3 separate regions of the Mus musculus genome follow, and regions 1 and 2 are each linked to region 3. A link is a loop called in an ENCODE intact Hi-C map of the cell type or tissue named here. Cell type or tissue: heart. All regions are shown on one strand. Each heading gives the region's core, and the rest is flanking DNA. Links, peaks and the distances in the headings are about the cores only. Region 1 overlaps Rin2 (Ras and Rab interactor 2). Region 2 overlaps Rin2 (Ras and Rab interactor 2). Region 3 overlaps Rin2 (Ras and Rab interactor 2).

Region 1 (10,534 bases), core at 1,055-9,054, 65 kb after region 3:
AATTGCTGGGGTGGGGCAGTGGTAAGAGCGCTGGCTGGTGTGCTAGAGGACTGGTATTTGATTCTTGGATCACAGCTGTCACTCCAGTCCCAGGGAATCCGACATACCTTTCTGGTCTCTAAGGGCACTGGGCATACATTTGGCAAGATATACATGCAGGCAAAAACTCATAAGGGAAAGAAGCAAATCTAAAGAAGAAACAAAACTAGCAGATATAGAATGCTGCTGAATAATATTAGTTTCTCTTTCTTTAGAAACAAAACATACAGAGCAAAGATAAAATAAATCTAGATTGTGCGTGTACTGGAACTCTTGGGAGAAAGTTCTGTATGTAAGATGTTGGTTCTGTTTTGTTATGTGCAAACTTTAACATCGGGGCTCCTTTGTTTTTTAAATGAGGTGGAGATAAGAAAGAAGTGTGTGTGTGGAGGGGTGTCATGCGTGTGTGTCATGGGTGAGTGTTAAGATGCTGGGTACTCCAGTGTAAGATGGCTCATGTACAACATCTAATTGTCTAAATAAGTCAAAACCTACAACCGTCTATTAACAAAAGCCAGGTATAGCTTCCTGTCCTATGTCATTAAGAAAACCCAAGCCGTCAGATGATGTTTAGACTCCAGGCAGCATGCTGAGCTAGGGAAAAGCTTAAAATAAACATAGGCTGGTTTTGTTACACGTTACTTTTCTCTGCATTGCATAAAGAAAGTAGATTTGAATGGACTGAGTGAGGTTTTTACAAACACGTGTTTGCGATATACTTTCATGTTACAAGATTCTAGTTCTCATTGATCTCCACTTCAGGTTAGAGCCAGGGTCACTGCCCCAACAGGACACTGAAGAAACTGTTCACAATCTCAGGTCAGGTGTAAAGGCCTCATGGAAGCAGGAGTCAATCAGGGCTGGAGAAGCAGCCTCCTGACATCGGAGTAGAGCATGGTAGAGTTTGGGTGACACAATCGGGTGTTAGAACACCCTTGCTTTGTTATTTTCATGGACTCTGCAGCTTTGTAATTGACTGTCAACAGCTTTAAGCGTTCCAAGATTTTTCCAGCCGCCCAGATTTGATCTAGTTCATTCCACGGTGTTGCCTAATCTCACCATAAACAACAGGATGATCTGGTGTGTGATTCTCTTCAACAGAAACTTGCAAGGCATGGTTTTGATGACAAAATAAGAGGCGGGAGCTTCCGTTTCTATCGCTCACTAACTCCGTGCCTGCCACAGTGACCCACTTGCTGCTGTTCTCCATGTAGCAGGCCCTCCCCATCCCAGGCCCTGTTCACCAACTGTTCCCACTCCCTGGAATTGTCTTCCCTGTGTGATTTACTCACTGGATACATCTTCTCCTGCTTGTGTGTGTGGCGTGTATGCATTGTGCATGTGTGTGGGTGCATGTGGGCAGGGCACACATGCATATATGTGCTATTGCAGGAATCACCCTCAGTGGAACATCCACCTTACTCACTGAGGCAGGGTCTCTCAGCCAAAGCCAGAGCTCAGCACTATGGCTATTCTCACTAGGCAGCTTGCTCTGGAAGTTCCTTACCTCTGCTTTATGAGGCTGTGTTACAGGGGTCATCTACCCGCCTGACACTTACATAGGTTTAAAGGTTCTAAATTCCGGTCCTCAAACTTGTGAGGCAAGTGCTTTAACTACTGGTCATTTCTTGAGACCCCCTTTCTCCCCCAGACTGTGTGGGTATGTGTGTATATATGTATATATATATGTATATTACATAAAATCTGAATTAACTATTTAGAAATCTTGGCCTAGGTTCCAATTGCTTTCAAATACTCTTTTTTCTTTATTGGCTTAATTTCTTTTTTAAAGGGTGAGTGGGGAGAGGGGGGGTTGCTGGTGCCATGGCGTGCATGTGGATGCCGGATGCCAGAGCACAACTCTTGGACTCAGGTCTCTCCATTCATCTTTCCATGGGTTTTTTGGATCAAGCTCGGGTGTCCAGGTTGGCATAGCAACAACCTTTATTCACTAGGCCATCTCACTGGCTGGCCCTCTTATATTTTTATTTTTATTTATTTTATTTTTGAGGCAGGCTGTTCTGGAATTTGCTGTGTGGCAAATTCCAGCTGGCCTGGAACTTCTGATCCTCCTGCTTAAGCCTCCTTGTCATACACAGTGCTGCAAGCGTGCCTCCTAACACCTGGCTTCAAGCAGTCTGTTTCCCCTTCACACATGTTTTCCCATGGTCTGTGGCCCTTCCCATAAATTCTGTACATAGCTTACTTGTTTATATCCTGGTAGTGTTCATTGTCTTGGTTCTCTCCTCTGGCAGGGACGTGTGTTTTCTTCCTAGCCCAGAACAATGTCTGTTTCTCCTAGCTGATAATAAACATTTGTGGAGTGAAGGAGTAGATAATTAATTTTTATAAGTCTAACAACACTATCAATAAATAAATAAATAACACCTTTTTGTTTGGGTCACTGTTGTCTTTGAATATGACATTCACCTGGACAGGGGCTTGTGCTGACACCTGTGTTAACCTTATGAGTTCTAAGAGCTTGGTTCTCAGCCTTGCAGATGAAAATGAGCAGCTGTTTCTTCCATCTGCCTCTCCCCTGTCTGAGAAACATACCATGGCCCATGCATTTGCTCCTGAAGACTTTATGCCCTGACCATGGCAGGATCCTGTTGTCGGCTTGGTGCTTTCCTATTAGGCTTGTCACTCTCTGGGTCCCCTCTGCATATGGCACATCAGCACATGGTGCCATGATCTTTGATGGTTGTTGACATGAGGCACCTGAAACTTACCTTCGAAGGTTGATCCAATGGCAAGTGACATCCATGACCTGGGAGTCCCACCCATATTGCCTGAATCTAAGTATGCAATTTGTAATATGACTAGACTGACACCCCCCGCCCCCCGAGACCTATGTATGTGTACATCCAAGTTAGAGCACATCAGCTGTAAAACACAGTAGAGACTTTCATTTCCAGCACACAGAGGTCACACGAGTGATCTCCAGTTGGAATGTGGCACAGTGAAACTGCATTCGATACTTCCTTGCCAGCAGATACTCACTTGCTGAGCGCCTGCTGCCTGTAAGGTGATGGGGATTGATGATCGAATGTCCCTGTCTAGAGAGGAAGAGTGCAACACGAGGGTTGGCATCTCGCCAAGCGGGTCACCCTGCATTGCAGGAGTGATGAGATTGCCAGCATAATCATTCTGATATTGAACTCTGCACCCCTAATGCTACCCATCAGGGAGACTTGATCATTGGCACAGATTCAATCAAGCAGCCTTGTGTCTCGGCCTGTCCCACAGTGGGATAAATCAGATGAGAGTCACCAAAAAGAGAGAAGGTCTGGTTGCGTGTGGTATGGTGTCCACTTGAGATGTTTTCGACGGTTTAAGATGAAACATTTCCAGAGTAAAAAAATAATAATAATAATAATGTAAGAGAGAGTCACCAGCCAAGTAATTACAAACCTTCTCTCTCTCCATTTTGCTTGCAACAGGGACGTTTTGCCATTCACCTTGAAGCTGCCTTATGCCATTTCAACAGCCAAGACGGAGTCTCAGCTTGAAGAACTAGCCCAACTGGGACTAAGTAAGTGGGTGTCCGTGCATGGCTCTATCTTAAAATGAATCCCTTGTGGCCCCATGCTACATCAAAAACACTTGTAAGAATCTCACTTCCATAACAAAATGCAGCTCATGGAACCATGAGGTCCCTGAGTCACATTTTCTAGGATTCATTACCCAATGCCCATCCGACTCTCAAATACTGGAGCTAAGTGTGCCTCGGTAACCCCTAAATCTCCTCTCATCAAACTAGCAGGGCTCCCCAGAAGTAGTGAGCTCAGCATAAGCCTGTTTGAGATGCCAGAGCCTTCCCTTCCTGTGGCGTCTTTCTGGGGAAAGGCAGCACTAAGGGAAAGAGAGGTGCAGTGTGGGGCTTTTATCCTCAGTGGTACAGAGGCACCTCTGCTACTCTGGTGCTGTGAGGAGAGTAAGGATGAAGATCTCTTAATGACACCTGTCTCTTCCCCTCTTAATCAGCTATACACACACACACACACACACACACACACACACACACACACACACACACACACTGCTGTGGGCCATGTCCCTCATCCTACCTAAGGTCCTTACTCAGGCAGGTGGGACTCACTGTAAGTCTGCTTCTGCTAGTCGCCCCACCCCCACCCCACAGCAAGATTCTACCACACAGTGGCTGACAATACACACAGTTCACCTGGTTTGACTTTACCCCAATGCTCTGGCAGAATCAGTATGAGTTTAACTTTAGTTAAAATATTTTCCTCCTAGATGGAAAGAGAATTCTTTTTAAGATTTTAGGACTTTGGTTTTTGGATAGGTTGACAATCAGACTACACAGTGTTTGATGTCTAGAACCTAATATGAACACACACACACACAGACACACACACTCACTCTGTATCCCTAGTCTACCCCCTGTAGGGATGGGACCCTTGAATGCCGTTTTCCCTCTTTGTTGGGTTTTAATGCTGAATCTGTAAAACCACAAGTAGGTTGTGTAATATCCCCCAGGCCCAGCTGCTGGTCCTACCTCATAAAGGGGAACTTGGAGGCCAGATGGATTCCTTGGCTGGCCGCCTCCTCCTTGGAGGGCACCCGGGAGAAGTAGATTGGAAAGGGTGGCGTTGCTCTCTAGGCTAAGTGGGATTTTGAAAAGCACAGGCTCAGTAGTTCCGTGTCTTTTACGAGCTTATCCTGGACTCATTCCAGTTTTCTTTGTCCTTCTTACCTGTGTGAAGGGCTGGGCTGGAGCTGCCTGTTGGCTCAGCCAACCTTTCTCAAAGGCTTTGAAGGTGAGAGGCCCCTGGTGGCGTCTCCCTGTGAACCCATAGCTGCCTTCATGCCCTTTCCAGTAAGGGAAAGGGGGGCGGAGAGGATCAAAGGAAAAAAGCAGACCCCAAGTTAAGCCCCTGTTGCCCCACAGTGTGTGTGTGTGTGTGTGTGTGTGTGTGTGTGTGTGTGTGTGTAGGAATGTCCCGAGTGCACTATATTTACATTCTTGTCTTTGCTGATAATGACTTACAGATTTTTGGAGCTCCTCGGCAGACAACAAACCCCTGAACTCCCCACCTCCCCATAGGCCTCTTCCCTCAGCCGGCATCTGCCCTGCCTCCTTGCGTCAGCTCTGCCTTATAAATGGAGTGCATTCTATAAAAACCAGGACGCCTTCGGAGCTGGAGTGCAGCCAGACCAACGGAGCCTTGTGTTTTATTAATCCTCTTTTCTTGAAAGTGCACAGCCAGGACCTCAGCACAGGCCCAAAGCGGCCGAGCACAAGGACTCCCAACGCGAATGGCACCGAGAGACCTCGGTCCCCCCCACCCAGGCCCCCGCCACCCGCTATTAATAGTCTGCACACAAGCCCTGGGCTATCCAGGACTGAACCCCAGACGAGCATGCCAGAAACAGTCAACCATAGCAAACATGGGAACGTAGCTCTGCTTGGAACAAAACCAACTCCCATCCCTCCACCCCGGCTGAAGAAGCAGGCTTCTTTTTTGGAAGCAGAAAGCAGCGCCAAGACCTTGACTGCCCGCCGGCCCAGCCGGAGGTCGGAGCCGGAGCCCGAGCTAGAGCTGGAGTTAGAGATGGGCACAGCTGGGCACGCAGGTGGAGCCCCGCCTAGGGACGCCCCCGGGGATTGCACAAGGGCGCCGCCGCCCGGCTCTGAATCACAGCCACCACCGTGCCATGGAGCCAGGCAGAGGCTGAGCGACATGAGCCTTTCCACTTCCTCCTCCGACTCGCTGGAGTTCGACCGGAGCATGCCTCTGTATGGGTACGAGGCTGACACCACCAGCAGCCTGGAGGACTACGAAGGGGAGAGTGACCAAGAGACCATGGCACCTCCCATCAAGTCCAAAAAGAAGAGGAACAGCTCTTTTGTGCTGCCCAAGCTTGTCAAGTCCCAGTTGCGAAAGATGAGCGGGGTGTTCAGCTCCTTCATGACCCCTGAGAAGCGGATGGTCCGCAGGATCGCCGAGCTGTCCCGGGACAAATGCACCTATTTTGGGTGCTTGGTGCAGGACTACGTGAGCTTCCTGAAGGAGAACAAGGAGTGCCATGTGTCCAGCACCGATATGCTGCAGACCATCCGGCAGTTTATGACCCAGGTCAAGAACTATTTGTCTCAGAGCTCTGAACTGGACCCCCCTATTGAGTCACTGATCCCAGAAGACCAAATTGGTAAGTGCCCTTCTACCCATTTCAGGCATAAAATGTACTGTAACCCTTGTCAGCCGGTGTGTCCTGTTAGTTGTCTGGGATGAAGTTTAACCTGGAGTTCCAAATGACACACTCTCCCATCTGAATTGAATGGAAAGATCTCCCTTTTTTAGGCAGATGCTACACACCAAGCTTCAGATGTTTAGAACTGCAGAAGGATTCTATCCAGGGGTGGGGGTTGTACCACTTTGAAAGGTCCCAGTTGCTGCCTGCTCTTGCTCTATGCGTGTGACACATCTGTTGAGCATTTTCTGGCTGTGCGTCCTTCTGTAACCTGCATGCTTACTGACAGTATTTTTCACTGTCTTTCCAGAGGTTGTGGGTGCTTTTGTTTTGTAGCATATGCTAGGAGTATGAAGACTAGGGGCGAGGTGGGGGGAGCACACCTGTGTCCAAGCCCCCCAACCCAGAGAAAAGAACACAGACCAACCCTCAGGGACCTTGTTCCTGTCCAGCCTCAAGTGGACCTCCCTGTTGGTTTTCATCCTACAGAGTCTGTATTAGGCAGTGTGGGAAGAAACAAGAAATAGGAAAGAGAAGTTTATTTGGTGTACCTTTAAGTGACATAATTCGAAGATCACATGAAAGGCATTCTCTCCAGAGTCAAGGGGAAATGCTTTCTTTGTAACCTCACAGGAGAGCTGAATTGTTACTTTGGTAAGCATCTTGCCAAGGCAAATTTGAATTTGGCAAGCAGTCTTTTTTTCCAGGGCGGGAGTAGCCAGGGTTTTTGTAGTTGTTGTTGCTGCTGCTGCTGTTGATCGTGTTGTTGTTTTGTTTTTGTTTCACGCATTGACTCTTAAAAGGTTAATTTCAGAGACTTCACTCAGTGGGCAGCAACAGCCAAGAGTTTACAAACATTTCCATGGTTTAGCTAAACTCAGATTTCTTCTTTCTGATTGGGTGTGTTTGTCAAAAGTAGTAAACAGTGTGTGGTAGAGCATGTGTTTCTCTCTCTCTCTCTCTCTCTCTCTCTCTCTCTCTCTCTCTCTCTCTCTCTCTCTCTCTCTCTCTCTCTCAATTTGAGCAGCTCTTTGATTTGGTCACAAAAGACTCAAAGCCTTGTTTGTTTTCTTGTGGGACTCTGACCTAGCCCAGGGTTCTGTTTGGGCGTGGCTAAAGGAGCTCGGGTGCTCCAGAGAAAGTGGCTGAAAGGAATGTGCCTTTGTGCTACGCCTAAGAATGGAAATCATTTTCAGGAGACTTCTGCAGAATGCAGAATATCCACACAAGTTCCCTCTTTCCCCTGCAGCCCGAGAGTCTTTTCTCTCCTGAAGACCCCTTCCAACATCATGTTCACAGGGACCCCTAGTAAGAAAGGAAACCCATCTCTATAGAGCCTCCCATTTGAACGAGAAGCCTGGACAGGCTGCTTCAGTGAGCGCTCTCCTCCCCTTCCGTACACACCCTAGTCAAAATGCTTTCTATCTCTTGAGGAATGGAGGAAGGCAGATTGTATGCCAGCCCACACCATCTAGTAGCTGGTAAGTTCAGAGCTTGAACTGGTATGAAGCTCTGTACTTAGTGGCCCAGATCAGCCTCGAACCGCCAGTTCTCCAGCCTCAGCTCCCAAGCCCCTGCGGTGCCAGCCCTACTGCATGTGTTTGTCCTATCATTGGAAGAGTTGTGACAGTTTGCTAGCCCTATGCTGTGGCTAAAACATATATAAAAAACCAATTCCAGGACAACCAGGGCTATACAGAGAAACCCTGTCTCAAAAAACAAAAACAAAACAAACAAACAAACAAAAAAAACACAAAAAAACCATCAAACGTTGTGCTTTTCTATTGGTTTTGCTGTTGATTTGTTGGTTGTTTGGTTGTTCGGTTTTGTTTTAAGTCAGAAGTCTAACTGTATTTCTTAGCCTGGCTGCACAGTCTAGAGTCCAGTCACCCTGCTTAGTTTCAGGGCTTGCTGGGAGTACAGAGATGTGCTGCCATACCCAGCCTGCTTTGGGATGTTTTGTATTTTCTTAACATTTGCCTGAAGGCGGGCAGTCTTTTCCTGTTGCTTCATGAATGAAAACCATAGTGTTTTGAAAGGACATTGAAGAACTTTTGAAAGTAAGGAGAAGGCTAGTGTTGCAGAGGTCAGTCTGAGAGCCACACCAAGGGGGAAGAAGTCGATCCTGGTTATTAGAAAGCCAGTCAGTCCCCTTCTATGTGGAAGTGACTAAATTAGGACTCTGATGAGAACTTTGAGTTAACCCGACATTTCCCTATGTTGAAGGGCTGGGTGGCTTCCTATGGACTTGTTGATATAAAGACACTTTTGAGACTCTTTAACCAATATTGGTATATTTCTGCATATATTGTTCAGCATTTGCAAGTTCCAAAAGAGGCCAGGTTGTGTAGAGCTATGTATGGGCCTGGACCTGTAGGGGAGTGGTATGCAGCCCAGGTCTTCTGATCTCTGGTGCTCTGGTGAGTGAATGTGTGTGTGTGTGTGTGTGTGTGTGTGTGTGTGTGTGTGTGTGTGTGCGTGTGCTTGTTCGTATATGCTTGTTCCCATATCTCACTATCTCACGTCCTGGAAGGAATGCAGTAATCTTCGTTGTAAGCTATCTGCAGAATCTCAAGCCTCAAATTTGTTCTGAACAGGTGTCTGAGTACGGAGAAAGCTTTTCAGGAATGTCATCTGGGTTTCTCTGCTTCAAAAGAATTTCTTCCTGTCTTCCTTTCTCACAACTTCTGGGGGACCAAATATAGGAGATGGGAATTCTAACTTAATCCCAAACTTACAGAAGGTTCACTCCGAAGCCAAGGAAGTGGGAGGAGGTGTTTCATGGGTTAATCCCTGGAGAATCAGAGCTGTCATTCACAGGTGAAGTGACCTCATGAATTCTGTGGACAAGGATCTCCTCGGTGTGTGCCACCAGTGCTGGTACCGCCTTCCAAGACTGGTTCTTTAGGAGATGGGTGGGTGGGAGGAGAGGTCTCAACCGTACTCACTTTGTTCAAGTGTCTACTGCTCTCCTTTTGAGTGTTTTCTACTCAAGTGTCAAGTTTTCTTTTTGCAGTGAGTCAATGTCAAAATAAACTGTCTGTGGCCATGTCCTAAAATGGGGAATTTTCATTCTACTGAGACTGTCCCAAAGCCCTGCCCTTTAGTGGGTCTTGAGTATATATAATTGCCTGGCATCAGCTTGGTAAGTCTGTTGAACAATGGCATTAATGAGGGTGTGCCCCTCTCTCCCTTCTTTCCGAGCCCACCAATGGGCTTTCTTCTAGGCAGCTTTCACTCGGTCTCCCACCTCCCACCACGAGGTGGGAGAGGGATGAACAAGCCAGTGTTTTTAAAAGGACAGGACACACTTCAAGGCTTTACCTAAAGCTCTGCAGTCAGTTCTTAACTGGCAGAGGGAGTCAGACTCCTAACTGGGATCCCATGGTATAAAGGACCACAGTGGATGAGTGTGACCATACGTTTACCCCAAAAGTCATTCCTTGTTGGTATTCTTGCTTTGGTTTCTGACTGCCAATGAGAGAGAGAACCCATATTATCTTGGTTTATTTTTTTTAATCTATTTATCAAACTTATAGCAATATTGGGAGCTTTAATTTTAGTAGAACGGTCTTTCCCCTTTGACTTGGTATCAGCCTTGGGGAACTCTTCCTGTCTTTAAGTTTCATTTCAAGAAAAGCAAAATTTGTCTAACTCTGAAAATGTTAGTAGCCCTCAGAGTTTCTATTTCAAAGAAAATGTTCACCACAGATGACTAATTCTGGCAAAACATCCAACTCTCCATATTCCTAACAATTAGCAGTGAAAAACGAGACAATATCATGTTTTCTTTAATTGCTCTAAACTAAAACATGCTTTTTTTCAAAGAGTATTTCAGTTCTTTGAAGAAGCATCCTTAAACTCAATTCCCACATTTGTCACAGAGCACATCGATTTCTGTATTCAAAAGTGATTTTGGCCGGGCGTGGTGGCGCACGCCTTTAATCCCAGCACTTGGGAGGCAGAGGCAGGCGGATTTCTGAGTTCGAGGCCAGCCTGGTCTACAAATGAATTCCAGGACAGCCAGGGCTATACAGAGAAACCCTGTCTCGAAAAACCAAAAAAAAAAAAAAAAACAAACAAACAAAAAAAAAAAATGTGATTTTGTTTTTTGATCTTTGTTGGTTTCCCCGGAGAGACAGTGCTGAAATGTGTTTGAACTGCCTAGAGGAATGAAGAACTCGTAAAAAGGGAACATTGAGAGCCTGGTGCAGGGACACTCACCTACAGTCCCAGCTATAGGAGGTTGAAGCAGGAGGATTATTTTAGCCCCAGG
Region 2 (10,534 bases), core at 1,747-9,746, 88 kb after region 3:
GTTTATGCTGATAATCTACACCACGTGTATGAGAAATCTGGAGTGCTTGGTGAAATGAGGCTGAAACGATGTGATCAGAAGCCATCAAAGAACTACAAAGTAGGAAATAAGTCCTCAGAATTCCCCTGGCTCTTTCCTAAAGATGCAGAAGTCCCATGATTCATCATGGGTAGTGACTGAGCCCACCCTGTCCCAGGCCTACAGAGAGTGGGCGATGACCAACCTTTTTTCTTGGCAGAAATTGCCATGGTAGAAAAACCACAGAGAGAAAACACAGGCTTTCTTACCCATTGCTGGAGTGGATAGGAATGCACATGTGCATGCATTGCAGACTATAATGAGTGAAGATTTTAACCTCTGAGCTCTTGGGACCAGGGAGGTGGTTCAGCCAGCAAAGCGCTTGTCAGGCAAGCTTAAGGACCAGAGTTCAGATCTCCAGCATCCACACAGATGCTGGGTGGATATGTGTGGCAGCTTACCCACAACCCCACACTTGTGAGGCAGAGAAAAGGGGATCCCCAGGATAATCTGACTAGTTAGAATAGCCAAATCGGTAAGCTCCAAGTGAGAAACTCTGCCTCAATAAATACAGAAGAGAACAATTGAGGACAACACCTAATGTCAACCCCTGGCTTCTATGTGCATGTACACACACACACACACACACACACACACACACACACACGCACACACACACACACATAGACCTTGAGCTATTGCCAGCCTGTGGACAAGGCCTCTGAAATCTGAAGCACATATCTCTGTAGCTCATGAGATCATTTATAAAAATTTCCAAAATAATACCTGCTCAGGATTACATTGTTCTGATAGCATTGTCTCTCCATCTGTACACTGGTACTGTTTCAGACATGATTATCTTCATTGTGGGGGCTGTTCCACTTCCTCTGGAGAAGCTTAGCAGCATCCTGAATACCATCCGCACCCTCACCTTCCAGCTGTGATCATGAAAACTGTTTCCAGATAGTGTCAAGTGTGCTTTCTGCTGGCAAAAATCACTCCATTTAAGCCATTAAGTCACCACCATTGCAAGCAAACAACATAAGAGATAAGGACTTATTTTTCTCCTTCTCCATCTTTTCCTTCTTCTCCTTCTTTTCCTCCTCCTCTTCCTCTTCTTCCTCCTCCTCCTTCTTCCTCCTCCTCTTCCTCTTCCTCCTCCTCCCTCTATATTGCTATTAATCAGGTGCTATCATCAATGCACTGAATTTCTTTCATCAACATAGATTTAAATAAATCAAACAAATAAAATGAACATTGAGCAGAGAGCAAAATTTTCTTCTGGCGTAAGTTTGGTCTGTCATTGCATTTTCAATAGATGTACACAGAAGACAGTGAGCTGCAAAGAATTAGCCTAAGGAAATCTTTCATTCGGGGTTTATATTATGCCTTGATAACAGCTTAAAACACTTAAAAGCACTCTGTTCTAGTGCACAAATCTTAAAAATGGGAAGAAAATCTGAGCTGTCTCGGAGACATTCATTATGAGATTGTGAGCAAGGGCTAGTCCCAGAAAGCAGGGGGAAGAGTCAAGGGCCACGTAAGTGAATTCCAGGAACTCCCACACCTGTTTATAAGTAGCACATTTCCCCAGCATGACTCCTTGGTGGCTAATAAAAGCAGCAAATAGGATGTGAAAGAAAGAAACATAGATAAAAATATCCCACCTTGCCCTCTCTTCTGATCCTAGGGAGGATGTACGGTGCAGACGACTTCTTGCCAGTCCTGACCTATGTCATAGCTCAGTGTGACATGCTTGAACTGGACACGGAAATCGAGTACATGATGGAACTCCTGGACCCATCACTGCTGCACGGAGAAGGTAATATACCCCTCCATGTGTCAGAGGAACTGGACAGCGAGGTTTTGGGGGAGGGGAGGAGCAGTTGACGGGGATTACACATTTTAAATTTGAGATAAAATTCATGGAATGTAAGATTAGCCACTTTGGACCTGGGCACGGTGGTCTACAACTGTCACCTTGGCATTTGAGAGGTTGAAGCAGCACGCTTTGGAGTCCAGGCCGGCCTGAGCTACACAGCAAAGACCAGGCTTAAAAGCACGGTGAGGGAAATAGCTGAGCCAGTGAAATGCTTTTGAGTCTGCCTTTAAACCCCAGCATATGCATCGCAGAGCTCGAAATGTTGGTATAAATTGCAATCCCAGCCCTGGGGAGGTGGAGACACACTGGCCTGCCAGCCAGGCCAGATCAGCAGTGAGCTCCACACCAAAAGAGATCCAGTCTCAGGTAACAAGGTGTATGGAATCTGAGGAATAATACCAAAGGTTGTCCTCTGGTGTCTATCTTTATTCGAGCATTCGTGTACACACACACACACACACACACACACACACACACACACACACACGACTGGGAGTGCATACAGAGAGTGCTGTCCACTACCACCTCTATCTAGCTCCAAAGCGTCTTTATCACCCCAAATACATCCCTGTGGCTAGGAAACCAGTTCCTGGGTTGCTTGACATCTCATTGATTAACTGCAGGACTAATTGGAATTTAAAGCTAATTTAAAGCTACCTACTAGCCTGGGTGATTTGGTACATGCCTCTAATCCTAGCACTTGAGAGAGTCAGAAATTCAAGGTTATCCTTGACTAAATAGTGAGTTAGAGGCCAGCCTGGACAGCATGAGACCCTGTTCCCCCAAACAAATTATGACTTTAAAAAAAATTACAGTAATAATAGTAATTCATTGTAGAAAAATTGAAATTAAAAAAGGAGAAAATGCAACCAAGCCTGAGAATCAACATTTAACTTAGTAGAATTAAACATCCACTAGAATATGGTTTCCCTTTGTTTGATATGCCTGTGTTTGTTTGTTTGTTTGTTTGTTTGTCTAAGTACTAGGGATTGAACCTAGGGCCTCAGATGTGCAAAGCAAGTAAGTAGCCAATCACTGAACCACAGCCCTTAAAATATCATTAAAAAAATACGGATTCTTTTATTTAGAAAGTTGCTGAGTTTTTATTAAAGAATAGTTACACTGATAGAAAAATAGCCTGCTATTGTTACCACTAAAATCAATGAAAAGCTGGCCTTAACAACAACAACAACAACAAAAGACTTGTTTCAAACAACACCATTGGTGTGCTTGCTGTTTGCTTTGGTGTTCAGGTTCAGTCCTACCCTGCGCTCAGTCTTAACTGAGGACATCCTAGCTCCTTCTGCATCAGTTAGAGGTTGGATCATAAAGAGCCTTCAGATGCTTGACTGTGTAGCTCACAACCTTGAAAGGCGACAAGAGCTGGGACTCTCCTGTGAGCTGGTCATTCTGGAAGGAGACAAATCGGGGCCTGTGTGCACATCTGTTAATTCTTTTCAGGAGTCTCTTGGGCACCCAGATAGACCCTGATGGGGCAGCTGTGTTTCTCTGTTCCTGTTGAGTTTCAGTCTGGGCTTGAGCACAAAGGTCTACCTGTCCTTGGGATGCCCTGGGTTTACATCATCTAGGAAGACATGCCCGCCCCATCCCTTTTTGGGCGCCACTAACTTGGGATAAGTATCCTCCATCCTGTCCCCAAGCCGAGGCAGATGTGAATGAGCTCTTCCGGCCTCTGTGTCTCACCCGGCCGTATCCATGAAATTTCAGCCGGGGACCCAGATATTCCAATATGAGCCCGTGACTCCCACGGTGTCTTTTCCTCTTCCAGGGATTGGGCAGTAGAGACAATGAGTGTGGCTTTGTCCAGGCACCGAGGTAGACATTTGTAAGCTCCAGTGTGGAGCCAACCCTTTTCCCACCATGTGATTATTGCGGTTTGGGGTTTATTTTGGTGGTTTCTAGTAGCAAGAAGACCCCTTGAGGCTTTGGGGAAAAGAGTGTCTCAGTGTCCCTTAGAAAAGCATCCTTCTGTTGTTGACAGTGTGTACTTAGATGCTTACGTCTTGTGGTCTGAGGACAGAGACACCATTTCCTGCCCCCTTTCCCAGCAGTGCCTCAGAGTGAGATCCCGGGTTTCAAGCTTGTCTTCTTAAAGGGGAACAAATCAGCATTGCGTTGTGACAGATGGGCAGGATTGTCTTCGCCAGCAGGAATCCCTGTGAGGAAGGAAAAAAAAAAAAGAATAATATAAAAAAAAAAAAAAGGATACACTGATGTCTAAACAGCCCGTGGGTTCCTCTGCATGAACTGTGCCAGGCACTCTGCTTGCCTTCCTTCCTGGGGAGAGCATGGCCCAGGCAGGCTGCCTGCCCGCGGCTCTGGACTAATCTGAGGTATTGAACTGCAGCTCCTCCGATCTGGACCTAGAGTTGCTGCAGTCATGTGTCACAGGCCCATGCTTTCTGTGGCCTGTCCAGAGCGCTCTTGGGTTGACTTTACAACAGTTTCATGTCTTTTCTGCTGTGTAAGCAGCCATTCTCATTTACAGCCCAGCACCATAGATCCCCTTGCAAGCTCAGAGCTCTTGCTTCTGGCGGGGTATGGTTTTGCTGAAATTGAAAACCTTCCTCTAATTGGATCCACATGTTTCAAAGTGTGGCCAGTTCTGTGTTTCCAGCATTTGAGGTTTTCTCCTTAGTGGGCTAAGCATATCAGGACTGTGGAGTCAAAATTTAAAGTCCAAGGAACCCCTCAGCACCCCACAGGGATTGTAGCTCCCGGAGCCACTGTTAAATGCTGACACCAGGATGCAGATTCTAGTAGTCGTGTAGATTGCCCTGGACTCCCCTGTGTGGCATTCACACACTTGAGCTAGCGTTATAAACTGAGTCATGTGTGACTTATTCCTGGGACAGATACTAAGGATTAATAATTTGTAGCAAAAGTTGCTGTAGAGATCTTAAATTGTGGATGGTAGGGTCAGGAAAACTCTAAACAAAAAGCCTGATATGGGCTGACTTGGCTTGTGGCTATGGCTAAATGGTAGAGCCCGTGGCTAGCTGCACCCTAAAGCATTGCAAAGAAAGAAAGGGGGCGGGGGAATCTCCATCGATGACTGCCAACAGCAAGGCTGCTTTGCCAGGTTCAACCCCAATGCGGGTTCACGGGCCTGTTACCCATGTTCCTGAGAGGTGAAACCATTTCAATCCTGCACATGGGTCAGAAAGAGTTCTGCAAGGCTCCCTGTGGGCAATTAAAGGCTTTGGCCATGAAAGTGACACTTCTTTCTCACTTGATTGCAATGAACTTCTGGTCTATGAGTGAATCAATTGTCACATCTGCCCTCTTTAATGTGTGTCTCCACTTCTGGGGGACAGGGATACAGGTTCTCATAATCTCCTGTTCCCCACCTCTGTCTTGAACACATAGTAGAACTCTAATGGATATTTTGTCCTTCTTCCCCTAAACTCTTTATGTAGTGTTTCTGTCCTATGGGGTATTATAAGGCATCTATTGATGATATAAGATTTATGGAAGGACTATGTCTTTAAATACAAAATATGTAGCATGCAGAGAATTCTCACTACGCCCTCAAAACGCCCTCTAGTGGCACTCAAGCACATTTGCAAATTCTTCAGCAAGCAACTGATTTATTTTTAAGACAAACCAAGAAAAATACATAGATATCTTAAAATGTCTCTTGTCTGTCAGCACTCCTCACTGACAGGAGAGATGAATTTTAATGGCACTCTCAGAGGGACACCACTGTATTTAATATATAAATCTCTTCTCTTAAATGTGGCAACAGGAATGCTATGGGCTCTTGGGTGTTCCCTGCCCCTGGCACAGGCTTGGATCACTCCATAAATGTGTGTGAGATGAATGCTTGAGTAGAGATGAGTGATACGCTGTAGGGTGTGAGTCTCTGTGGAAGCGATGGAGAAATCACCGTCTACTTCCATGCCTGTAAGGCTCTGCGCCTGAGAATTCAATCAACCACAAGCTGTAAAATTTAAGGAAAAAAAATGAAACAAACACATATAAACTTTTTAATTGTCCTTTCCCCTAAGCTCTTTATGTAATGTTTCTATTCTACAGGGTATTTTAAGTCATCTAATGATGATGTAAGATTTATGGGAGGATTATGTAGATCATATGCAAATGCTGTGACTTTTTTAATGATGAATTAAGCATCCATAGATTTTAGTATACAGGGGTCAGTCCCTAGACTCTGTCCCTAGAATTGTATGACATTAACGTCTGTGCATCTCCGCTGCCATCGCCAGTGTGACACTCCTAAGGACCCATTTTCACTGCTCTTCCAGGAGGCTATTACTTGACCAGTGCCTATGGGGCGCTATCTCTGATAAAGAATTTCCAAGAAGAACAGGCTGCGAGACTGCTCAGCTCCGAAGCCAGGGACACGCTGAGGCAGTGGCACAAGCGGAGAACCACCAACCGAACTATCCCCTCCGTTGACGACTTTCAGGTACACACCCAAGTCCAAGTCCCAGCCCTGCTTCCCCGTCTCCAGGGAAGGTAGAGCTATTTCCTACAGCACATGGCCTTAGGGCCTGAGGGCCTGGCTCAGGGGGAGTCACCTTGTAGAAAAGGAATAATGAAGCCACCCTCTGGTCACTCCAGTGTCTTTAGACGTGTACACAGATGCACCTCGACTTTCAAAGGTCCATGTTCTCACTGGCTACACTAGAAGAGAAAAGTGCACTAACTGTATCTAACCTATCAAACATGGTAATGTAGGAAAACAGTGGGCACCTGTGGGGAAGATTTGTTGTATCGAATTGTGATCTTGTTGCTGATTGTCAGGGCCAGTTCATCACTGCTATCCAGCCTTATCTGGTGGATGGTATTCAATATAGCCAGCCTGGGGGTGGGGGAGGTTATAGATTCAAAACCTGGCTGTTAGGATAGTTCAGTGGTAGACCAAATGTGCAATGTCCTGGGTTCCTTCCCTAACACTTATAGAAAAAAGAAGGAAAAATAAAAGTAAAAGTCAAGACATAGTCTCTACTGGGTGTGACTCACTTTTAAACATAAAGATAAATATAATTATCTCCACATAAAACATACACACAGTTGGCCTGCTGTTAAATACCTAACCCAACAAAATGTCCAAAGGAGAAAGCCGAGGCAGAGGGAACGGATATCCAGTTTCCTCAGGAAACAGCAGTGCTTATCCTGCAGCGCCCCCATCCCCTCCCCCCCTCCACCCCTGTTACCCTTTGGGAAGTGGGGGAGGTGCAACAAGGTATCTTTCTACCGCCACCCCTCCCCACTTTCTCCTTCAAGTTCTAAACCGAATCCCCTGGAATCAGTCCGGCTCTTAGGACAGCACCTCAGTTTGAGAGGTCGAGCTGCTGTGTGGTCCCCATAGGGTGACACAGAGCCTTTCCCTGGCCCAGCAACCCCCGAGTTCCTTCTGTCTGTGCAATGGGGATCGGATCTGCAGCTCTCTTTGGGCAATCATCTGAAGGCTCCTGTGGAAGCCTGAAACGTGGCTGTGCTTTATTTCCAAGTGCTGCACAGCCAGTTCCCTAGCAGGAACCTGAAACGGCAGGATGTATTTGCCTTTGTGTCCAGATTCTCCTCCCTTGCCTTCCCCCTCCCACTTCTCTGAAAACAAGCCTTGGTTCAAAGTCAAGCCCGTGCTTGAAAAGCAAGGTCAGCATGTTCTCCAGGACTGCAATTTTCTCAGAAATTCCTTTCAGACACACCAACTACAAAAGAACAACACATGCTGTGCGCACACACACACCTGCTTAGGTTGTTCAAGAGCATCCACACGGTGAGTTGTTTAGCTCATGCAGACGTTGGGCTACTGCCATATCGGATATGCAAGGAGATGGGGGTCCCGAGAGGCTCACTGTCTCCTAAGGCACCTACATGACTCTTAATGCCAAGCTTGCAGCCGGCTCCTTTTACTTCCCCAGCATCACGTTATGCTTAGTCAGCCCCGTCTCAAAAGCCTTCTGGCAGAATCAACATCCCTTCCCTGATTCTTCCCACATTTCAGCCCCAGCCACTGGGAGACTGGGAGTCTTATGTAAGGTGGCGCCGCATGAGATCACCATTTGGGGAGAGTGGTCAGACCTCAGCAGTTTGACCAAGCATTGTTGTCTTTGGGTAGGCTTCCTAGAATGGCACAAAGCAAGCATCATGGGTGCTGGTATGTCTAGATGTTTTAAATCCCTTCCTGCTAACTGCTGCCCCAGACTCTCCTGCTGTTTGGGTTATTTTTCAAGCTGAGAAAAATCCCACTTTGGATATGGTTCACACTCTTAGTCAGGATCTCTTCAGCAGCTGGCCTTATAATGGATATAGAAAGATGAAAACCAGGGCTGGCGGGACTTCCTGTTGTTTCCCTTTGCAATGAGTTAACACGTGGCAGTTCAGTCCCCGCCATGGTCTCTGCCACTGTCCAAGTACAGATCAGAATCTTTCCTGGCAAGAGCTGTGTGGTCTGACTAAACATCTGGACAAGCCCGAGCCTTGAGTGGCTCTCCAGTTTGGCCTTGCACTTACCTCTGAACAGCGTCTGTTTTCTTTTCTGCGCTAGCTCCTGACATCTCTGTTTTCCCCTTGCAGAATTACCTCCGAGTTGCCTTCCAAGAGGTCAACAGCGGATGCACTGGGAAGACCCTCCTTGTGAGACCGTACATCACCACAGAGGATGTGTGTCAGCTCTGTGCTGAGAAATTTAAGGTGGAGGACCCTGAAGAGTACAGCCTGTTTCTCTTTGTTGATGAGACATGGCAACAACTGGCAGAGGACACTTATCCTCAGAAGATCAAGGCCGAACTGCACAGCCGGCCTCAGCCCCACATCTTCCACTTTGTCTACAAACGAATCAAGAGTGATCCTTACGGGGTGATTTTCCAGAATGGAGAAGACCTCACTCCCTCATAGGGGACACTTGGGACTTCCCATTGATACATCCAAAAAGGGAGCTGAGAGTCTAGCTTTCTGGCTGCCTTGGGTTTGAGCTTAGAAGACAGCCACCTCCTCAAGCATCCCTCAGTTCAGTGACTAAGCCATCCATAGGCTGATTTGGCCAAGGGCATCCTTTAGATACATTGCCCAGATGAGGTAGCTGAGATTTGGGAAATAGTAAGACTCTCATCCAGAAATGGTAAATTGCATTTAATGGTTCAGGTGTCCTGAGATCACTGGTTAGTTAACTAGTTAACCTTAGCCAGCTTCAGGGTTGGCTTACACATCTGTATATGTGCTGAGGAAACACTTAAGGTACAAACTCTTCTCTTGGATTCGATAGCAGCTGTTGACAAGACTGTCCGATGCAGTTCGTCAGGTCCCTCTCAGCTTTGTGGATGGCTCCATCCTTCCCTCTTGCCCTTCTTTTGTCCATCCTTCATCCTATACTTTTTTTTTTTTACAAAGAGCCTTTGTGTTTTTATATATTTCATAGAAAATTTTATAGCAGTTGCAGGTAAACTGTCAGGATTGGTTTTTAAAATATTTTTGTAACTTTTAAAATATTCTATAAGTATGCATGTGATTTAACATTTAATATTTGAAGATAAATCTCTTGCTGGATTTGAGAGTACTGCATTTTAGACGCCTCATAGATAATCTCTCTTCTATAACTGGATATTTTCGGCAAATTTGTGGGGAGAGACTTCTGGTTGTCTTAAAGAAATCCCTGACGCTGGCCACAGGCTGCCTTTGAAAAATCGGGTGTACTGTTGTTACATTGTTGTTACATTGTTCACTTTTAGCGGTGTATTGTTACATTGTTCACTTTTAGTGCTGGTGTCTGTTTATGTTTTTAAGCAATCGAGGCTGAGAATTAGAAGAGAAATGAATGTAGAGAGAGGTAGAGAGAGAAACACAGACTCTAAGGGGGGGACTGAGGAATGTAGTCTGCAGGTTCAGGCTCTTCGCAAGACGTTGGAAAAGGAGTCAGTACTGTAAAATATGTGCTGCGGTGAGCTTTGACAAAGATCTGTTCCATATGCTATCTGCTTTGGGGAAAAGTAAATCAAGGATAACGATCCCTCTGACCCATTTTGTAAGCCGACACTAAGGACATCCATTTATTTGGAGGCAGAAACCAAGTCATGTATAATACGAGTTTAGTTGAGTTCAATGAGATGTTGATGGGGAGAGAATGCACTAAAACCAAAACCAAACCAAAAACAAAACAAAACAAAAAACAAACCTTCTGTATTTGGTTGGGGCATGGTAGAGCTAACATTCACACACTAGCATGCTGGGTTCCATCCTCAGTGTGACAAATAATGAGCAAAACAAGCAGAAAACATGGATGTATGGTGAAGTTAGACTTATGTTGTATAAGATGAGTTTATGGACACACGTATTCCAGAAGGGTCATACATCAGTGTAATACAGATCATTGCAAAACAAAAGCAGAAAGCCATGTTACTATCCTGTGTAAGGATGTTCAGGCATCTGATCTGGAGGACCTCGTACCCTGTACAAGGCTTTTGTTGTCCCAGAACCCTCCCTTGGCACATGCTGGGTTGTGCTTCCTTTTGTAAATGATTTTCAATGGAATTTTGCACATAATACATTGTAATACTGTACAATAATCCTATGTAAAATAATTTTTGCAATATTCTTCAGTTGTCTTTTTTGTTGTTGGTGGTGGTGGTGGCAGCTATTTGTTTGAGT
Region 3 (10,534 bases), core at 1,293-9,292:
GTAGACAGAATAACATGAGTGTTGATATCATCTGCCCAGCTCTAGTACTTTAAAGGCTTATAAATATAAAGGTTGTGTGTCATTTATCTGGGAACTGGATGATCAAAGGTGGGGTAGAAACCCTCAATTGAGAGTACGTATTTACTACAACAGGTAGGAGTGGAGCTTAATTCAGAATGATACCTACGCAGTGGCAAAGCACTTCTTCTCAGACATCATAAAAGATGAGGAGTCTTGACTCGTAACTGAACTTCACATTAGGCTTATCATCCTTCATGGTTATTAATGCTCTGTGGTTTTTGTGCAGAGCTCATTCATTGGAAGACATTCAGCAACCTTTTCTTCATCACTACTCTCCCTGCCCAGTGTGTGCTCTAAAGCAGAGTTGCTAACCACCAGTGGCAAGCTTTGATTTGTGGTTTCTTGGTTTCTCACGTGTCCTGGGTCAGGGAAGCAAGTTAGGTTAGAAGACATGGGGCGCATGGAAAAGACCCAGATGGTCCAAGCATCCTGGAGTAACTGTGGATGCCCTTGGTCATGGTTCCTGTAGGGTCACATCCTGGAAGCCACATAAATCCTACTCTGGATACACATGTTTTCCAGTTGTTCACAGCATCGTGATTCATTTTCCTTAGCTACCTCTGTAAAAAAAAAAAAAAAAAAAAAAAAAAAAAAAAAAAAAAAAAAAAAAACAAAAAACAAAAAAACAAAACTAAAAATCAAAATACTCTTTTCCTGCTCTATAAGGCCAGTATGCAAACATGGGGAGATGGAGGGACGTGGAACCCTAAACAGGGTAACGTGCTATCTGTAGCCAGGTGATAGATATGTACACCGACTGCAACCACATTTGAAGGGTGAATTGGATGAAAGAGTTTATATATGAAAGATATTACTCCAGAACATGCTCCAGTTTTAGCAATGTGCATGTTCAGTCATCATGAGCCTTCCTTTTTGAATCTCACAGCTTCCTCCAAGCTGCCTGTACAATTCAGTGACCCTGTGCTGACAGGTCTTTCACAAATCCCCAAAGTTTATTCCCTTCTTCCTCCCACTGCACCTACCATCTGCTGAGGACCTCTGTAGGAAACCTCAGAAGTCGGTTCAAGATACCCCATGACCAAATGCTCAGCACAGAGGAGACAAAAGGCAGGGATAAGGGACAAAGACAGATGATACAGGAAGAGGGAGGAGAGAAGGAGAACAGTGGAAAGGGGAGAAAAGGGGCAAAGGAGAGGGGTAAGAGGTATATGTGCTGGGGGGGAAGGGAGGACAAATGACTGTCTCTGGATAGAGAGGAGACAGACATGGCCCATAGGAAAAATGACAGTTTAAAAGGGGAAAACCCGTGTTAGGATGAGGTACTTAATTTTAATTGGGCATGTTAATTAGGTGAGCTAAAGGGGGCTTTTGATTGCTGGACTTCAGTACTTTGGATAGCTGGGCCTTGGTTGTCAGCCTCAAGAGGAGGAAGTGGCCAAATAAGGGAATAGGCCTTGGGGGCTCACTTCAGGAATGTAATCTAATGGTTTTTAGCAAAGCAGAAGGAATGGGGAAGAAGGGACAAGGTCTGCCAGGGCTGTGTGTGCCAGGCCTGGGCTGGCTAGAGTCCCTTCATAGATGATACTCCCATCCAGCTACACTACCACCAAACCCGGTCCATTGATATAAGCGATCTACCTCAGATCCAGTCAGCAGGCTTCGTCTTCATATTCTAGGACTATCAGGCTCTAGCTGCCTTTCCCTCAAGTCTCTACCACCTGAGGCCAAACCTTTGTCTGCCAGCCTCCAAGGTTTGCCCTCTTACCACCTACCCCTCACCTCTGCCTCGGCTATCCTTCCAGGCTAGGTAGAACTACCCTGTTCACTGTTGGCAGAACTCACACAGGCTAAATGAGGATCTGCCTTCACTTGTGCCTGAAATAAAATTGCAGTAGAAATGATGGAAAAAGCTGGGTTCAGTGTCATACACTCATGATTCCAGGGATGGTGGCCAGCTAGCTGAACAAGTTTCATGTGTGTTCGCGCGCGCGCGCGCACACACACACACACACACCATTGTACACATATGTAGAAATGGCATGTAGAAAGTCATAGCTGTGGTCCCAACATAGTTCCAGGATTTAAACTTCACTACACCACTTGGTTCCATCAGGGAAGTTTTTCCTATTCTTCTGTAGTATGACTCGGGCCCTAGGTGGAAGTTCTTCACTCTCCTAGTATAGAATGATGCAGACAGTGCCTAGTCCATGCCACCCACATTTATAGGAATGCCTTTCTGCTTCTTGGACTGACCCACCCTTGCCTGCCTGGACTTGTGTGTAGAGTCCCCCTATCCTAAGTGGAACTTCTTCGCCTGCCTGAGCCTAAGGGATGCGGTGAAGGTTGATCTTAATGAACCAGGAGGGAAAGGTGTTTGGATCACAGAGACCCTGCTCACTTTGCCTTACAAGTGCTGAGAACCTCTGGGAGCATAGCATACGGGTAGAGTTGCTTGAGATTCTGGGTTCATTCAAGGGCCTTAACCCAGCAGGGACAGCATGTCAGAGATCCTTCTGTGTGGTTGCTTTGCATGGTTTAGACAATCTGGTGTGTTGAGCTTGTCTGTTAGAATCTGGAAACCTGCAGTTAGTTACATATCAGAGAAACCACAGGAGAGCTCTCTGGCATGGTAAAGGATGGGGGTGTTTGGCTTAATCTGGCTCTACTGACTGGGTGATGGTTCATTTCATTTCAACTGAATTCCCTTGGCTGTCAGTCTTTGCTGGACTCCTGAAGCGGTCTTCAGTCTTCAGAGCAGAGCCTCAGTCATCCAGAACAGGATGAGCCTCACTGCAGCTTGGACATCAGTGGTTCTCCTTGCATTTGAGTTCTCAGAATCACCTTTGTTATGGAAGTGCGTTTCACGTGCACAACCAAAGGTCAAGTCACTGTTGCAGAACGGTAGAAAGGTATGGCGGAGGAATGAAAAATGACAGGTAGAACCCTAAATCCCATTTTAACCAAATTCAATTTAGCGAAGAATCCTGTTGTGGATCTGTGGACAGTTAAAAGCCATAGAGATGAGTGTGGCTGTCTCTCCTCCTTCCTTATTGTCCCCAAGAATGTGAGCATCATCTGCCAATGGCCAGCTCACTCAGATGGTCTGTCAGCAAACGGCCCCAAATACTTTATGATGGCCACAGAGACGATTATAAATGTAGTCAGGGTGACAAGCAGAGTCACGGTTTATTTGTGATGTTGCAGAGCACCCCTGCTTTGGCATTTGCCTGTGCCTTCTATTTTTCATAAATACATTTTTGCCCACAGATAGTGACTGATAGACAAAGGCTAGAGAAGGCCGTTGTTCCCTGGAGACATATGTGCTACAGATGTAATTTAAGATTTTTCTGTAGTCACATAAAAAATGGTTGGTCTTTTGTTGTTGTTGTTTTTTCTTTTAAAAGTAAAACACAAGTAAAGTTAATTTCAAAAGGCAAGATTTATTTGTATCTCATGAAAGCAAAAGTTGTAAATAAGAATTTTTCATTTTTGTCCTGTATTTTAAATTTGCAATAGTATATTTTAGCATGTGCAGCATGAACATGTGCCGAAATACATTTTTAAAAGCCCCCTCGTGTTACACTTGAACGTGTCTCAGTTCGTATCAGCTATATCTTGATGTTCAGCAGCCATATGCGGCTGGTAGCCACCACCCTGGGCAGCAAAGAGTTAATGTTTATCTGGCATAAACCCCTCCTTTTACAGGTGGGGAACCAGCCTACTACTGGATAAGGCAGAACATGGGAGTCCACCTGGCCTGACTCTGCTCTGAGGTATATAACAATCCCGGCGAGAGAAAAGGCAGCCTAAGGGAGTGGGTCCCAAGAAATGGCTGCTACCCCCAGGAGTTTTATACTCAAGGATGATGCCAGCCAGAAGGGGAGATTTCACACAGTTCTGAGGGAGCTGGGACAGTGATGTTTCTCGGATAAGGAAGACCACACCTTGACCAGGACCATGTGGTCCTTACTCTTTGGTTAAGCATAAGCCTCATGTCATGTCATACATGGTCACTGGACCCCTTCATTCTTACCTCTTCCCGATGTTCTTGACATCAGTGAATGCCTCTCCTTGCTTCGTTTTCTCTTTTACCATTCAATTGAGGACACTGGCTGAGCTCTGTAGGGTCTTCAGGACTCAAGCTTCGACCCCTGGGACCCTAGGACCCTGGGATCCTGGTGGAAGTATTTCCACATCACATGACCCTGGCAGTCTGGCTGCTTTTGCAACTTTTCTGGATTGCCTGCCCAAGAAATACCATATAGAGAGGTCACCAGAGACAGTGGCCTTCTCTAGAGATGACACTAGTCTGCCTTTTAGGTGTATGGACAGGCCTCTTGCCAGTGATTTCAACACCTTTATCCCAGGCCAGCCCCCAGGACATGCCTTTCAAGGAGTAACACGAGCTTTTGAGATAGCAGATGCTGTGTTTGCTAAAAGCAACAGTACAGGTCAAGTGGGTTTGTAGGTCAGTTTCCAGCAAACTGTAGCCAACAGTGTCTAAAGTTGAATGTTGCCTGCAGGTCTCCATGTTTGCTCCAGGGGAGTCTAATGTTTTTAAGCAAAATAAAACCTTGAACTGCCTAGTGACACATATCTAATCCTAGCAGAAGGGTCTCTTGAGTACACAAGTTCAAGAACAGCATGGGTAATATAGACCCAGTCTTAAAAAAAAAATCAATAACAAGGCTCAGAGGTATAGCGGCAGACATCTATGAGATCTAAGTTACTTGTGAAGGTGAGACAGGGAGACTGCTTGTGCCACAGATTCAGGACCAGGAGAAAAGGAAAGAGGTGAGAGACAGATGATCTAGGGTCCCTTTCTCCTGTGGAAGATGGAGTGAGTGATGTCACCTTCCCACCTGGGTTGTAAAATGAATCATTCCAATGTGTGCTCTGAAGAGGTCCATCAATGCATGGCTATGGAAGCTGTGGTGTTACTGATGCTATCTGACACTCCACCATGAATACAAGTCTATGCCAGGAGAGGAGGCCATTCAGTTATGTGTGCGGTGTGTGTCTTGGTTTCTCTTTCATTTTAGACCCATGCTGCAAGCTACCTGGATAATCTGGGATTGCTTGCTCTTCGAATTAGTTACATAGAGGCACTCCTAATGTTTGTGCTCTGTATTTCCAGATTCAGAGAGCTTATCTCAGAGTCTCAGAGAAGGTGCAGGTGACTGACTGCTGGAAGCTGGTTCAGTCCTAGCCAGAGTTTTGGCAGCCACAACTTGCATGGAGAAGCTACTGGCCTCTAGTGGTCAGAGCCCAGAGGTGCCGCCAAACTTCCTACAGCACCCAGGACCATTTACCAGCCCTAAATTTTAGTAGTGCTGAGGTGGAGAGATCCTGATGCGCATTGTAAATTAGGAGACAATCCTTGCCTGGGGTTTCTCTAGCTGGCTCTGCATCCGGCCTTTTAGAAACAAAGGAAAGGAAAGGAAGAAAGAATAGTCATGTATTTATCACCCTCTAGCCAACTGCTTGTCCAGAGCAGAGATTGACCTACTGACCTTTTGTTGCATCCCGTGGCTAATCCCTGGCCTAAAACACCAAGTTTTCAGTTCATTAGCTGAGTGGATGAAAAATGCGCAGTGTGTATGTGCAGAGGTTTACATACAAGATTTGGGTATCCACATGGTATGGAATCAGCCCTCATGATGGCAGGGTGAGTCCTGGACTTTAAGTGACCAGTACCCAGGATGTTCCATAGCAGTTAGAGAAACCTGGGCTTGAAGGAGGAGAGGAAGTGCATGGCTCCCTGTGTGGTTGCTGGGAAACCTTCTTGGGGAGGTGAAAGGTAGTTTGAACTGTCTGGGAGGAAAGGACACAAAAGAGCCTTTTTAAACTCCTGGAGCAGTGTCTGAGGCTCTGCATAGAACCAGGAGTCAGGGTAGCAGGGAAATGAAGGAAGGAGAAAGATGGGGCGGCTTTGCAGCTGGGTGAGATGTTGAGATTCTATTCTTAGTACAGTTGAGAACTGAGGAAGGCTATGAAGGTGGAGGACATAGCAATACCCAAGTGCCGTCTTTATAGAAACCACGCCAAAAACTGAAGTATAACTCAGTATCTTCCTGAATTTCTTCAGAAGACCCCGGCCATTTGAAAGCAGCCTCTGGGCCTCTCCACACTTGGTTCTTGTGTGCCTGGCAGATGTTGCCAGCCTTCACTCCCATTTTCCATCAGTTGTTCTTCACAGAGCAGATCACTGTGATCTGGAGAGCTTTCTTTCTGGGTTTCTTCTGTGCAGATTTAAAATCTGTTCCATAGAACTCATTTTTCCATTTGGAGTATAACAAAGGAGGACTATTGAAAACTCCCATCTTTTTTTTTTTTTTTTAAGATTGTCCCAGAGCAGTGGTGAGACTCATTCTTGGACCATCTGATTAGCATGTGTTGAGCCCACCTCTTGAAAAAATGAGCGTCAGACTCACTATGTAGCTGAGAATGATGTTCACCTTCCAATCCTTCTGCCTCTTCCTCCTGAGTACTGGGATGTCAGACGTGTGCCACCCTATGGTGTTGGGGATCAAACCCAGGGCTTCCTGTGTAATAGCAAACATTCCATTACCTCAGCTCCATCCCCAGGCAGTTAGCCAATACTTAAAATAATAATGGTAACTTCGTGAAGCACAGTGTGTGGTATGGAAGAGAAGCAACAGGAGAGAGAACAGAGTTTTGGCGACAGTCAACAAAATGCACCCCGCAAAAATAAAGATCTGCCAATCAACTTCTATTTGTATATAGCTACACCTACTGGTTTTGAATTGCCTGGGTTTCCTCCAGATAGTTGCCCGACTGAATAGCATCACCTTCATTGCCTTCAAAGCCTGAAACATTTACCCTTGATGGAGAAAGTTCACCCGACATTGACATGGGGAGATGACTGCATGTTTCTGAATTCTCAAAGGCAATTCTTTTCTTGCTTTTCTTTGTTTGTTTGTTTGTTTGTTTGTTTGTGGGGTATTTTATTTTGCTTTTAGACAAGTTATCTCTAGCTAGCCAAGGCTGACTTCAATTCTGCTCTGGTTCCCTGAATCAAAGGTAGTGGTGTGTCACATCACAAATGAACAAACACGTGGGGCTAGGGATAGCTCAGCAGTTAGAACTTGCTGCTCTCCCAGAGGACCTGGGTTCAATTCCCAACACCCACAAGACAGGCTCGGAGCTTTCCTTAACCCCAGTTTCTAGGGATTTGATGCCCTCTCCTGGCCTTTATGGGTACCAGGCATTAAAGTGGTACACAGACATACTTGAAGGTAAAACAAACACATTCTCTCTCTCTCTGTTTCTCTCTGTCTCTCTCTGTCTCTGTCTGTCTGTCTCTCTCTCTCTCTCTCACACACACACACACACACACATACACACACACACACACAAACCTGCCAGGGCTACTGATCTGTCAAAGGACCAGAAAGTTAGGGTAGAGCTAGCTGTGGAGCCCGGGCGCTGAGGACGGGTCCCTTTTCTTCCTGAGCCACACTCCCTATAGGTTGTTTGAAATTGCTGAAGTGCGTTCGCCCAGAAGCTTACAGGATCCAGATGACAACAGAAGCAAGCAAAGCCAACCCAGCCCAAAGGAGCTCGGTAGGAGCTGAGATGTGGCCTCAGAATGGAGGACGATAATGAATGAAGGGGCTATGGTGAATGAGACAGTACAAGTTCTATCTAAGGGAAGCCATATGTCCCTCCTCCAAATCCAAATTGTCAAAGTGAAGGCATAATGCATGTTCCAATAGCAAACTCCAGTTTCCCTGGGTCTTCTTGTAGACTCCATAATCCATAAGAGCCAAAAAATTAGTATATCACTTCTGAGAAGATGAATAATAGATGGCGTGGAAAACTTTCTGTTGATGTTTGTGACACTTTGAGAGCTAAGACCAAGGTCAAAAGGGGCATGCCAAGGGCTGGGAGTATTCCTCATCTGTGGACTTCAATCCACAGCAAGGCACTCAAGCAAACAAACACAGGAAAAACCAAAAAGAGACCAGAGAGGCAAGTATGGGGCTTTTGGGTAACATTGTCACCGTCTTGGCTCTTGGTGACTTTAAGTTGAAGAACTAGTATGCTAGATGATCAAGGGACATCCGAGACACCCCCAGCCAGTGGCTTCCATGTTCATTGTTGCATGCCTGTCCAAGAAAAACAAGGAAACAACGGTTTATTTATTTACAGTGTTTTGCCCACATGTACACCTGCACACCAAAAGAGGGCATCAGATCCCATTACAGATGGTTGTGAGCCACAATGTGGTTACTGGGAACTGAACTCAGGACCTCTGGAAGAGCAATCAGTGCTCTCAACAGCAGAGCCATCTCTCCAGCCCCAACATCTTTTTTATTTAAATGTTAAATAGTCTTCATTATGACACACAAGGCCCTACAGGCCACCCCAGAATGGCCTCTGATGTATGACATTGGAGCTGCTGTGACTGACAGCTTCCTGGGGAAGGGCTGTTCCCAGGAACTGCACTAGGTTCTCAGCAAAGAGATAAACTTCCTGGCTTCTCAGGCTTCCAGACAAGCCCTCAGCCCTGGGGCAGAGCTTCTGGGTGTGTCTCATATCACCAGATAGTAGGACAAGCCCAGGAAGTGCCCACCAGTCAGAGAGGCTATGTAGATTGGGGAGTCTGAGCTGGAGAGGAAGAAGGTTTGTGCAGCCTCTGGTTTGAGGCCCGTGGGGATTTTCTCACCTTCCACAATCCCACATCAGCTTTTCCAAAGCCAGAACCCAGTGCTACTTCAATGCCTCAGAGCCGCATGTGGCCTGCTTCATGGGAAGGCCTCAGCCTGGCCCATCATTCCCGACTGCACTGTTTACACCACGCACTCAGAGCCTCAGTTCCTTCAACTCTAAGGTGGGATTGCCAATGGTCTCTGCTCCACAGTGCTTGAGGGGACATGTGACTTGAGTGGGGTAGTGGATCGTGCCTTCTGTACACATAGCCTCACATGAAGGGGCGCTGTTGTCAATTGAAGTTGGGTAACCCAGCTAGCCTCAAACTCTCAGACAGTCTCTTGCCTCAGCCTCCTGAGTACCACACTGATTACAGATGAGAGCAACAACGTCTAGCAATGGTTTACTACTTAGCAGAGAGTTTTTAGGACATGCCTAGTTTTAAATGACTTTTATCTCTGTTGCTTCAAGAAGTGTTTGATGATGATGATGATGAAGACGACGATGATGATGATGATGTTGTTGTTGAGACAGGGCCTTATTTGATGCAGGCTGGCTTTGAACTCAATGTATTTGAGGATGACCTTGAATTGATGTCTTCCTGCTTCCACCTCCGGAGTGCTGAGATTACAGGCCAGAGCTGCCACACCTAGTATATGTGGTGCTGGGGATGAATTCACAGCTTTGTGGTTGTTAGACAAGCACCCTAGAACTGAGCTACATCCTGAGACCTCAAGCAGAGTCTGTTTTTTGTTTGTTTGTTGTGTTGTTGTTGTTGTTGAGATATTTTGATTTGATTTGATTTGTCTCTGAGATAAAGTCTGCCTCAAAAGCCCAAACTAGTTTTGAAATCACTGGGCAGCCCAGGATGGCCTCCCAACATCTGTCAACTTCCTAGGAATGACAATGGAGTGCCACTTTGCCCAGCTCAAGATGTACTATGTAGCCTTCCTGTGTTTGTGACACGGAGTTCCTGAGATGTCCCTAAAGTCAGGACAGTGTAATCCTGTCTCCACCCATCACTTTTGCAGTACTGTGACATCAAGGCTGTGTGAGCGTCAACAGAGAAACACTGTGTCCTCGTCTATGTGGAGGATCTTCTCAAAAGATTTGAATAACAGGGAGAGGTGACTAACACTAACCCTGGGGTAAATGTGTGCTCTGAGGAAAGGCTTATCCCCAGCAGGCAGCCTCATGGCGGCCCAACAGCGGCAGGCAGCCCAGAGACATCTTTATTCACTTGTTTTCCAGTTCAGCCTTCTAGTTGGAATTTTCAAGACAGACTAGAGTGGTGGTAATCCCAGGAGTTGGAAAACTGCCTTCCACTCTGAAATTGTGACTGTGTGCTGCAGATCTACTGTTCTCGTTGGGAAAAGCTGACTCAGGGGACAAACGATGGTAATTGCTTATAGGGGTCTATCTACCCTTGGGGTCTCTGTGACCATCTACTGAGGGCGAGAAAGCCAGTGCACCCCGCACCAGAGCAGTGTGGCTTTGGCTTACCAGTCTCCCATCTTGGATGTCCCCTGCCATGTTTCCCAAGCCCACATTCACCATGCCCTTTTCTGTTCTACCCCTAAGGTCAGGTCAAGTGCTTAGTGACCTCAAACTCGGAGGAGTGTGGGTTCCACTGTCACTATTTATACAGAACTAAACTTTAACTTTTTTTTTTTTTACTCTTTACTTTTGTGTGCATGGATGTGTGGAGACCGGAAGTTGGCATCCAGTGTCTTCTATTGCTTTTCAACATCAGTATCATTATCATCATCATCATCATCATTATTTTGGTTTTTTTTTTTTTTCAAGACAGGATTTT

What was found. A loop is a pair of places that touch in the nucleus more often than their neighbours do. Peaks named below come from ENCODE experiments on the same cell type or tissue, not always from the same donor. Only the 100,000 strongest peaks of a DNase experiment are listed, where the experiment ranks them.
Region 1: a loop joins it to region 3, with 1.9 times the contacts of the local background. A loop is called at or near these places in 6 of 42 quality-filtered maps.
Region 2: a loop joins it to region 3, with 4 times the contacts of the local background. A loop is called at or near these places in 7 of 42 quality-filtered maps.

Annotation. Positions count from the first base shown.
Region 1 is chr2:145,854,959-145,865,492 of GRCm38, forward strand. It overlaps Rin2 (Ras and Rab interactor 2), which reads left to right. Exons shown (of 13, transcript NM_028724.4): 8 at 3,483-3,574; 9 at 5,056-6,216. Among named protein-coding and RNA genes, the nearest start is that of Gm39954, 34 kb to the right of the region's middle. In heart, for the core only: a CTCF peak has its summit at 5,668; DNase peaks (open chromatin) are centred at 4,593, 5,673, 6,943, 7,373 and 3 weaker places; H3K4me3 peaks cover 3,211 bases; H3K27ac peaks cover 3,565 bases.
Region 2 is chr2:145,877,136-145,887,669 of GRCm38, forward strand. Rin2 (Ras and Rab interactor 2) reads left to right here. Exons shown (of 13, transcript NM_028724.4): 11 at 1,709-1,840; 12 at 6,187-6,350; 13 at 8,468-10,481. The coding sequence ends at 8,788. Gm39954 (a long non-coding RNA gene) reads right to left here. Exons shown (of 3, transcript XR_866798.2): 3 at 2,979-4,077. Among named protein-coding and RNA genes, the nearest start is that of Gm39954, 12 kb to the right of the region's middle. In heart, for the core only: a CTCF peak has its summit at 5,468 (motif pointing left); DNase peaks (open chromatin) are centred at 4,066, 7,436, 7,916 and 8,336; H3K27ac peaks cover 2,392 bases.
Region 3 is chr2:145,789,461-145,799,994 of GRCm38, forward strand. The region is part of intron 2 of Rin2 (Ras and Rab interactor 2); the gene reads left to right. Among named protein-coding and RNA genes, the nearest start is that of Rin2, 8.6 kb to the left of the region's middle. In heart, for the core only: a CTCF peak has its summit at 5,306 (motif pointing left); a DNase peak (open chromatin) is centred at 5,301.